3 separate regions of the Mus musculus genome follow, and regions 1 and 3 are each linked to region 2. A link is a loop called in an ENCODE intact Hi-C map of the cell type or tissue named here. Cell type or tissue: heart. All regions are shown on one strand. Region 1 has its middle 28 kb from the start of Mfsd6. Region 2 holds the start of Nab1 (Ngfi-A binding protein 1). Region 3 holds the start of Mfsd6 (major facilitator superfamily domain containing 6).

Region 1 (2,500 bases), 250 kb before region 2:
CATGCCCAAATTTATTTGCTTTTTAAAAAATTTGTTTGTTGTTTAGAAAGCATACAGAATAATGAGTTTTGTTCTGACATTTTCATTCATAACTGCTGTACTTTGTAGCAATATTTTTTATATGGAAATCCCAGCAGGGTGTTTCCACTACCACCCCAGTGTTCTGGGTTCCCAAATGAAAGACACACACACACACAGCCTTTATATTTTTGATAAGCCTTAAACAGCACAATAATTTGGCCAGTTCCTAACCTCCATGTGGTTAATACACCTCCCTCTGATAATCCCAAGTTATCACTTACTAAATTCTATATTCTGCCTTGGCTGCTCTAGACCCAGTGTAACTCGGCTGCACTCTGGGCCACATTCTCCTGGCTCTTTCACATGGCAACCATGACTCCCTGTCCTCCACTCTTCTCAGGCATGATGTCGTCTCCTTCTCCTTCTCCTTCTCCTTCTCCTTCTCCTTCTCCTTCTCCTTCTCCTTCTCCTTCTCCTTCTCCTTCTCCTTCTCCTTCTCCTTCTCCTTCTCCTTCTCCTTCTCCTTCTCCTCCTCCTCCTCCTCCTCCTCCTCCTCCTCCTCCTCCTCCTCCTCCTCCTTCTCCTTCTCCTTCTCCTTCTCCTCCTCCATCTCCTAACAAGGCAGATCTCTTCTTCCTCCTTCCTCTCTCTGTCCCAAGCCCAGGAAAAGCTCAAGTCCCACCTCTGTCTGCCCTAACCGCCCATTGGCTGCTGTCATCTTTATTTACCAATCAGAACCAACTGGGGGCAGGGTCCCTCTGTGTCTTATACGCAGACACTTCTGTGAGCAGTGTTGAGGAATGCAATTAGCATTTGTAATACAAGCATCTACAATACTTTGCTCTCCTGTATCCATCCATTCCCCTCCCTTTTGTTGTTCTTTGTTTCCCTCCCATATTACTCCTTCTGCTTTCATGTTTTGTATTGTGCATGCGTGTGTGAAAACATGTAAATGTATTGGATACCTATAATCATACCTACTCAACATAAACCCCTTAGTTAGATAATCAAGTCCTTGAACAGAGCACAGGTTCACTGTAGCAGAGAGTATTAAGAAGTAAACAGAAAAGAATGAGAAGTTCCAGGATGTACTTCACTCAGCATATGAATGCTTTGTCATAAACTCGTTGGTCAAAATCCAGGACTATATACTGTGGGCATGTTAAGTCACCAAGTGAGAAGGGACCCAGGCACCTTGTCTGGTATCTAGTAAGCACTGCCTATCACAAAGGAACTAAAGAAACTACTTTGGTAGCCCATGCACACATTCATCATCTCAAATTAATTTATTTTATACATATATAGTTCAATTTAGATTTTCTGTGAAAGAAAACAAAATGCAACAGTTTGTATTTCTTGGTCCCATTATTTCCTCTTGTTCTCTCTACCTCTGTCCCATACCTTTAGATTTTTCTTCTTTCCCCTAGTCCGGAGGGGGAGGGGGAGGGGGAGGGAGAGGGAGACGATGGAGATGACCGAGACGACCGAGACGACGGAGACACAGAGATAGAGTGAGCATGTGCTTGAGTAGGTTGACATCAGTATTGGGTTTCTTTCTTCATCACTAAATTTTGAAACAAAGTGTCTCACTGGACCTTGAATTCACTGATTCAGACAGACTCATGGACCACTCCAAGATCTGCCTCTTTGTGTGCCAATCTCTGCCCAAGCACTAGGGTCACAGATTCAGGCAGCCATGCCAAGCCTTTTCAGATGGGGAACTGAAGTCAGGTCCTCATTCTTGCACAAGAACTGTACCAACTGTACCACTTTCTCAGCCCCTGTGTCCAAAGTCTTAATATGCTTCTCATAGTGTCAGCCTTTCGATTGACTTTGGCCCCTTAGCTACAGCTCATACTCACACACAGGCCACACCCCTCCATGAGAGATCTATCTATAAGTGCTAATGGAAGAGAGTTCCATAAAGCAGTTTTAGCCCTGTAATGGCTTATACACGGTTCTGAAGTGTTAGGACGGTGAGAGTGTGACAACATCACTGCATCCATAGGCAGACTCTGAGGTAGGCCTTCTATCCACAGGAAGTCCATCTGAAAGTCACTTTCTATCAGTATGTGTTAGCTTTAATTGCAAGTGACAGAAATGCCTGAACAATTACATAAGATCAAAGTGGTTTCTCACAGAAGGGGAATGAATGGTTTGGTCCAGAGCAGAAACCCTGCTCTGATGTCTTCAGGGACTCATGCATCTTCCTCCCCAAGCCCCTCACTAAGGTCTTTTTATTCACAGACAATGTAGTAACAGTGGTTCTGCGTTACCCACAACCAGATAAAGGAAATGACAAAGCAGGGTGAATTTGTTGTGGTCTAGGATCTGCTCCACAAAACACAGGAAGACTGATCTAAGTCAGATAGAGATTGTTTATTGAACACACATCTTAGTATTGATCGATCAGGACCATAGCTCAGAATTGGGCCTGGGGCTATGGCATCAAACATTTGGAAGAGTAGGCTTATTAAAA
Region 2 (2,500 bases):
TGTAGCTGTTATTTCTTCTGAAGAATTTGAGGAACTAAGAATAATTATTTAAAATACCAACTATTCTAGACAGGCTTGTCACTAACAGGGAAGATATTTCAGCTTAAATGTATACTTAACCATGTAACTATATGTTTATATATTTATGCATTTAAGTACATATCTATTCCATTGACATCACTCATTTGTAGAACATGTTTTTACAAAAAGAAAAAATGGTTTATTTAATAAGGTCTTTTTCTTTCAATATTATCATCCCACCCATTGTTGCAACATAAAGATGTGGTTTAAAGAATTTCTCTTCTCAAAGAATGCCTTGTATCCCCTTCAACCAAGTAGGCACACTCTGGGAGGCCAGCCAGGAAGTGGGAACGGCCTCCTATATAAAACTGGATTTTTATATGTACATTAAAACAGGATTCTACCTGTATTGCAGTAAGAGCACACCATTAAAACTTGAATTCTTTTCTTTGAAACCCCCTCCCCAAGGAAGGCAAAAATAGATTTAATTTTTTTCCCCTTAAAATTTTGGCAATAGCTTTAGCTTTTGAGGTGCTGTAACACTTTCTTTGGCTAGAAAAGTTTATGCAAACCAAGCTCAAAATGTCTACACCTTGCCTTAAGAACTCTATTTTGACACGCTCAAGACAGCACCAGGAGTGTGTCATTTGCCTACAGGAAGACAACAGAGAATGGCCTGTAAAGTAACACAAGGTTTCCAGACATGAAAAGGGTGTCATTAAGCCACCAGGCCAGAGTTTCCCTTTCCTCCCTCCTCAAACCAGGCCTGGGCGAGGGTGGGGACAGGGTGGAGTGGGCGAGGAGGGACAGGTCCGCACCGCACCTGCGGTTCTGTACCCCCCCCACCCCCTCCCTCCTGGGCGGGCCCGGTGCGGGGCTTGGCAGGCAGCGCTGTCCGCGGATCCACGGAAGCCTCCTCCTCCTCCGACCCGCGCGCGCGCCCCCACCCGCGCGCTCCCAGCTGCCGTGGGAATGGGCCACCCCCGGGACCGCGCCGAGCCTCAGCCCCGCCGGCCCCCACCCCCGCCCCGCGGCCGCCCACGCCGGGATCTGCGTCACTCGGCCGCGCGTGGGCGGGAGCCGGAGCGGCGAATGGAGCAAGAGCGGAATCTCCCGATGTGACAGCGCGCGGGGCGGGGCGGGGGCGGCGGAGGTGGCGGGGGAGGGAGAGGGAGAGGCCGAGGGAGGGGCGGCGGGAGAGGCCTAGGGAGGGCGCCCGGGGCCGCCGCCGCCCGCCTCCGCCCGAGCCTCCGCCCGCGCGACCGAGCGAGCGCCGTCGGGGCGGGCGGGGGACGGAGCGCGCGCCCACCGCGTCCCTGCCCCCCTCGATGGGCGCGGGGGCGTCCCGGCCGCCGCAGCCGCCGCAGGAGCCCGGCAGAGCCGTCGTCGCGGAGCGCGCCGCAGCTGCGGGCCGCGTAGGTACCGGGAGGGCCTCGAGATGGAGCGGGGGGCGCGGACGCGTGGCTCGGCGGGGCCGTCGCGTCCTGCCGGGCGGGGGGCGCGGGCTGTGCGGGGAGGACGCGCTCGCGGGCCCGCGTGGGGTGCCAGCTCCGGGGCGACCAGGGACTTCCGAAAAGTGCCGCTGAGTCTCCGCTTTCTTCCTGTTATCCGCCCCTTCCTACTGTAGTTGTGTTTTCAGAGCGGAAGGAGAGTTTTGCTTGGAAGTGGCTTTCAGAAACTTGGCACCCAGGTGCAGGGAAGCGGGAGTCGCCGAGCCTTTGAGGCTGAGTGGGGAATGTGCAGACACGTGTAGGACAGAGAAGCTTTGGACGCAGGTGTGTGACCTTACGGGGACAGACACCGAAGTACGGTCAACCCGGGAGATCTGCAAGGAATCTCCTGGGTAGAGCTGGAATTTGCGTCTGTAGGTTGAGCTGACCAAGTTTTGCAGCGGGCGACCAGCGGGAACCGTGCCCTGGCTCAGGGAGGCTTGGGAAATTTTGGATTGCCTGCTAATTTACAATTTGATCCGAAAGAGCTGGTTTGGAGTAAGTTGTCACTACCGATTGGTTTGCCAGTGACGTGCCTGCCAACTTTACGGAGTGCAAAGATCAGAATCTCTAAGGAGATTCTAAGATCTCGTATAAAAATATTTTGGCAGTTTTAATAGTTAATATTAGATTGCATAGGAGCAGAGGAACCGAATTTAAAATAAGATTAGTCACATCCGAAATGGTTCGCTGTTTTGTACACGCAGCGAATTACCCTTTTTAAATATTCACTTTTTGAAAAATCTTTCTTTGTACAATATATGTTATGACATTTATAATTCATCTGCCGGTTTTAAGAAGAGATACTGGAGAGAGGATGTATAGGGTCCATTGTATCGGATAGCCGACCAGGGTGGAGGCTATCTTCCTGAGATTCAAAGAGCTGCTTCACACCCAGCTTCTGTGCCAGCACAAGTGACTTGGATTGAAGGTTTCTTCCTCCAGCTTGCATCTTTTGAGACATTTAATTCTGTTCTTTCAGTAAGCTC
Region 3 (2,500 bases), 230 kb before region 2:
TCAGGAGAATGTTGTCTTTCATGATAGCCCAACTGGGAACTTGAAGAGCTTTTCATTTCCACACAATGAGGGATCCAGCTGTCTCCAGGTCACACCAGAGCAGATATGTCATCCTTTGTACAAATCACCTTTATAATTTTCCTCTGAAACGCTAGCAGATACCGTCTTTGTTTAACTTCCACGTCTCAACATTTCAAGTGGTCTGTAATAAGGCGTATTGACTGCAGAAACTGTCCCTGGAAACGGGGGCTGAGCATCCAGCAACTGTATATTTATACTTTTTCATAAAGAAGGGCTTCACAATTTGAAGCGTCAGGGCCTATAAAGTGCTCTTTAGTAATGTCTTATGATGCAGAGCCTGGATTTTCTTCTACTTGTTTGTAATTTTGAACCTAGTTAACTTTCAGTCTCGTTTTGTAGCTGTAACAATAGATTAACATTGCTTACATCTATAGGATTCAATGGTATGTAAACAATGCTTCCCATGTAAGAAACGAATGTTCCTAAATGTTAGCTGTCATTATTGCTGGCTCTGGATTCTCTGCTCCCCATCACAGGCACGCACATACCCTTGTCAAACCAAACCTGTATACAATCTACTTGCTATCTGAATTTAACAAATGATACAGCTTAATTCTTAGAGTAACACCTGTGCTCAGGTCACTTCTTCATTAAGGTGCCATGTTCAGATGCTGTCTGGGTTCCAGAAGCTCCTGGAGCGAGCACTGTCTTTCTCCTAGCTGTTGTCTGCGGGGTCACCCGAGGACAGTTTACCAAGGTTGTGCCTAGAACCAGACAGCATGCATCTCATCAGCAGAGTTAGCTTTGAGGGTGGCACCTATTAAGTTCTGGAAAACTGATGGCTGTCACCACCCCTAGACCAGGTTGTTATTTACTTTGGGCTTCAAGTTCTTTCCAACACCCCATCAGAGATTAGGGAGTAAAACACCGCTCAGCCCGAGCGCAATGGGGTGTGGCGGAACGGGGATGGGGCATCGCCCACCTCTTCACTCTTTAGAATATGTCACGGCAGCCGGGGCTGGATACCGGGTCCCCCGGGCGGCCCCAGAGGGCGGGAGGCCGAGAGGAGGCGGCGGACGCATCCGCCGCCGCAGGAGGCGGAGCGCTGCACCTGGCGCCCGGTTCTCCAGCTCAGCCCTGAAACGGGTCCAGCCGGTCGGGAGCGAAGGCGGCGGCAGCGAGGCCAGGCCTGGGACCAAAGCGGCGAGGAGGAGCGGACAGAGGGGTTGCGCCGGACTGCGCCGGGCCAGCGCCATCGCTCGCCCCACCCGGCTTGCATCCAGCCGTCGCGCCCGCCGCACCCCCGGGAGAGGAGCTAGCCACCCAACCGACATGCGGCGCTCTGGCCTGCCCGCCGCCGCCCCGGCGCCCCGAGCGGCCGCCCCGCACCCCGGGGACAGGGCTCCCCGCGCCTCGCGCAGCTGAGCGCCTCCAGGTGAGTGGGTCGGCGCCGCCCCGGGGCCCCGGATCCTCCTCCGTGCACCTGCTGCGGGGTGGGCGCCGCCCCGGCCCGGGGCCTCCGAGCCTATCCCGCCCTCCCGGGTGCCGCCTGTCATCTCGGGGTGCAGGACAGCGGCGTCCCCCGCGCCCGCAGCACTTCCGCAAACGTAATTGGAGTCGGGAAAACAAAGGCGCTGCCCGGGAGCCCTTGGCCGCCGCCCGCCCGCAGCTGCTGCAGAAGGTGGGGGGCGCGGGTGGGCCCCGCGGGCCCAAGCCTGTCAGAGTCCGGTCCCGGCGTCGCCTTGGAGGTAAACATCCCCGGGAGAGAGGGGGAGGCGAGCTTGTCTTCATGGCCCTTGACAGTGTCCCCCTGTGTAGCAGGAGGAAACTGACATTGTCTGCCTCCCCCGTGGAAACAAATACAGGGGGCGGTACACCTCTTCCCGGGCTGCTACCTCCTTAGGAGAAATGTCCTACGGTGTGCGTGCGCGCTGAGCACTGAGCTTCAACTCAGGCTTGGGTCCCTCGCTTCACAGAGACTACCAGGTAGAGGAAAGATTCAGATGTAGCCCCTCCTCCTCCCTTTGCCCCTCCCCACGTGGTCTTGCCCGTGGATTACCACCCTTAAGTCTGGCACACTGTGCGTTTTGATTCTCCCACACGCCTGCGAAACCACAAACATTCCCTTTCATCAAAAAAAAAAAAAATTAATAAGCATGCCTACACCCACTGGGACATATAATACCTGCCAATCCATCGTAGAAATAACCTTGTGGAGTTGAAGTTTCAACTCCCAACCAGTGTCTAAGTAGTTTTGTGTCCTTTGGTTGTTGTTACATCATCCCAGGCTGCAGTTTTCTCACACAGAGAAAAAAGATGGATACAAGATGATAGTAATCCAGTCAAATCTCCTTTAACCTTGCTGGAGGTTCACGATGTTGTGTGTAGTTGTGTGTGATATTGTGTGTGATATTAGGTGTAGTTGAAAGTAGGCAGCATACAGTTTATGTGCTACCAGCAGCACTGTAAAAGAGAACAT

Evidence for each region. A loop is a pair of places that touch in the nucleus more often than their neighbours do. Peaks named below come from ENCODE experiments on the same cell type or tissue, not always from the same donor. Only the 100,000 strongest peaks of a DNase experiment are listed, where the experiment ranks them.
Region 1: it touches region 2 in a loop (2.2-fold over the local background); 2 of 42 quality-filtered maps call a loop at or near these places.
Region 3: it touches region 2 in a loop (3.0-fold over the local background); 4 of 42 quality-filtered maps call a loop at or near these places.

Annotation. Positions count from the first base shown.
Region 1 is chr1:52,753,783-52,756,282 of GRCm38, reverse strand. No RefSeq gene overlaps it. Among named protein-coding and RNA genes, the nearest start is that of Mfsd6, 28 kb to the right of the region's middle. In heart, no CTCF peak of the experiment used is centred here; no DNase peak of the experiment used is centred here.
Region 2 is chr1:52,499,146-52,501,645 of GRCm38, reverse strand. It overlaps Nab1 (Ngfi-A binding protein 1), which reads left to right and starts at 1,198. Exons shown (of 8, transcript NM_008667.3): 1 at 1,198-1,436. In heart, no CTCF peak of the experiment used is centred here; DNase peaks (open chromatin) are centred at 1,055 and 1,725; H3K4me3 peaks cover 1,995 bases; H3K27ac peaks cover 1,907 bases.
Region 3 is chr1:52,725,979-52,728,478 of GRCm38, reverse strand. Mfsd6 (major facilitator superfamily domain containing 6) reads left to right here and starts at 1,161. Exons shown (of 6, transcript NM_178081.4): 1 at 1,161-1,456. In heart, a CTCF peak has its summit at 1,120; DNase peaks (open chromatin) are centred at 1,178 and 1,608; H3K4me3 peaks cover 1,708 bases; H3K27ac peaks cover 1,286 bases.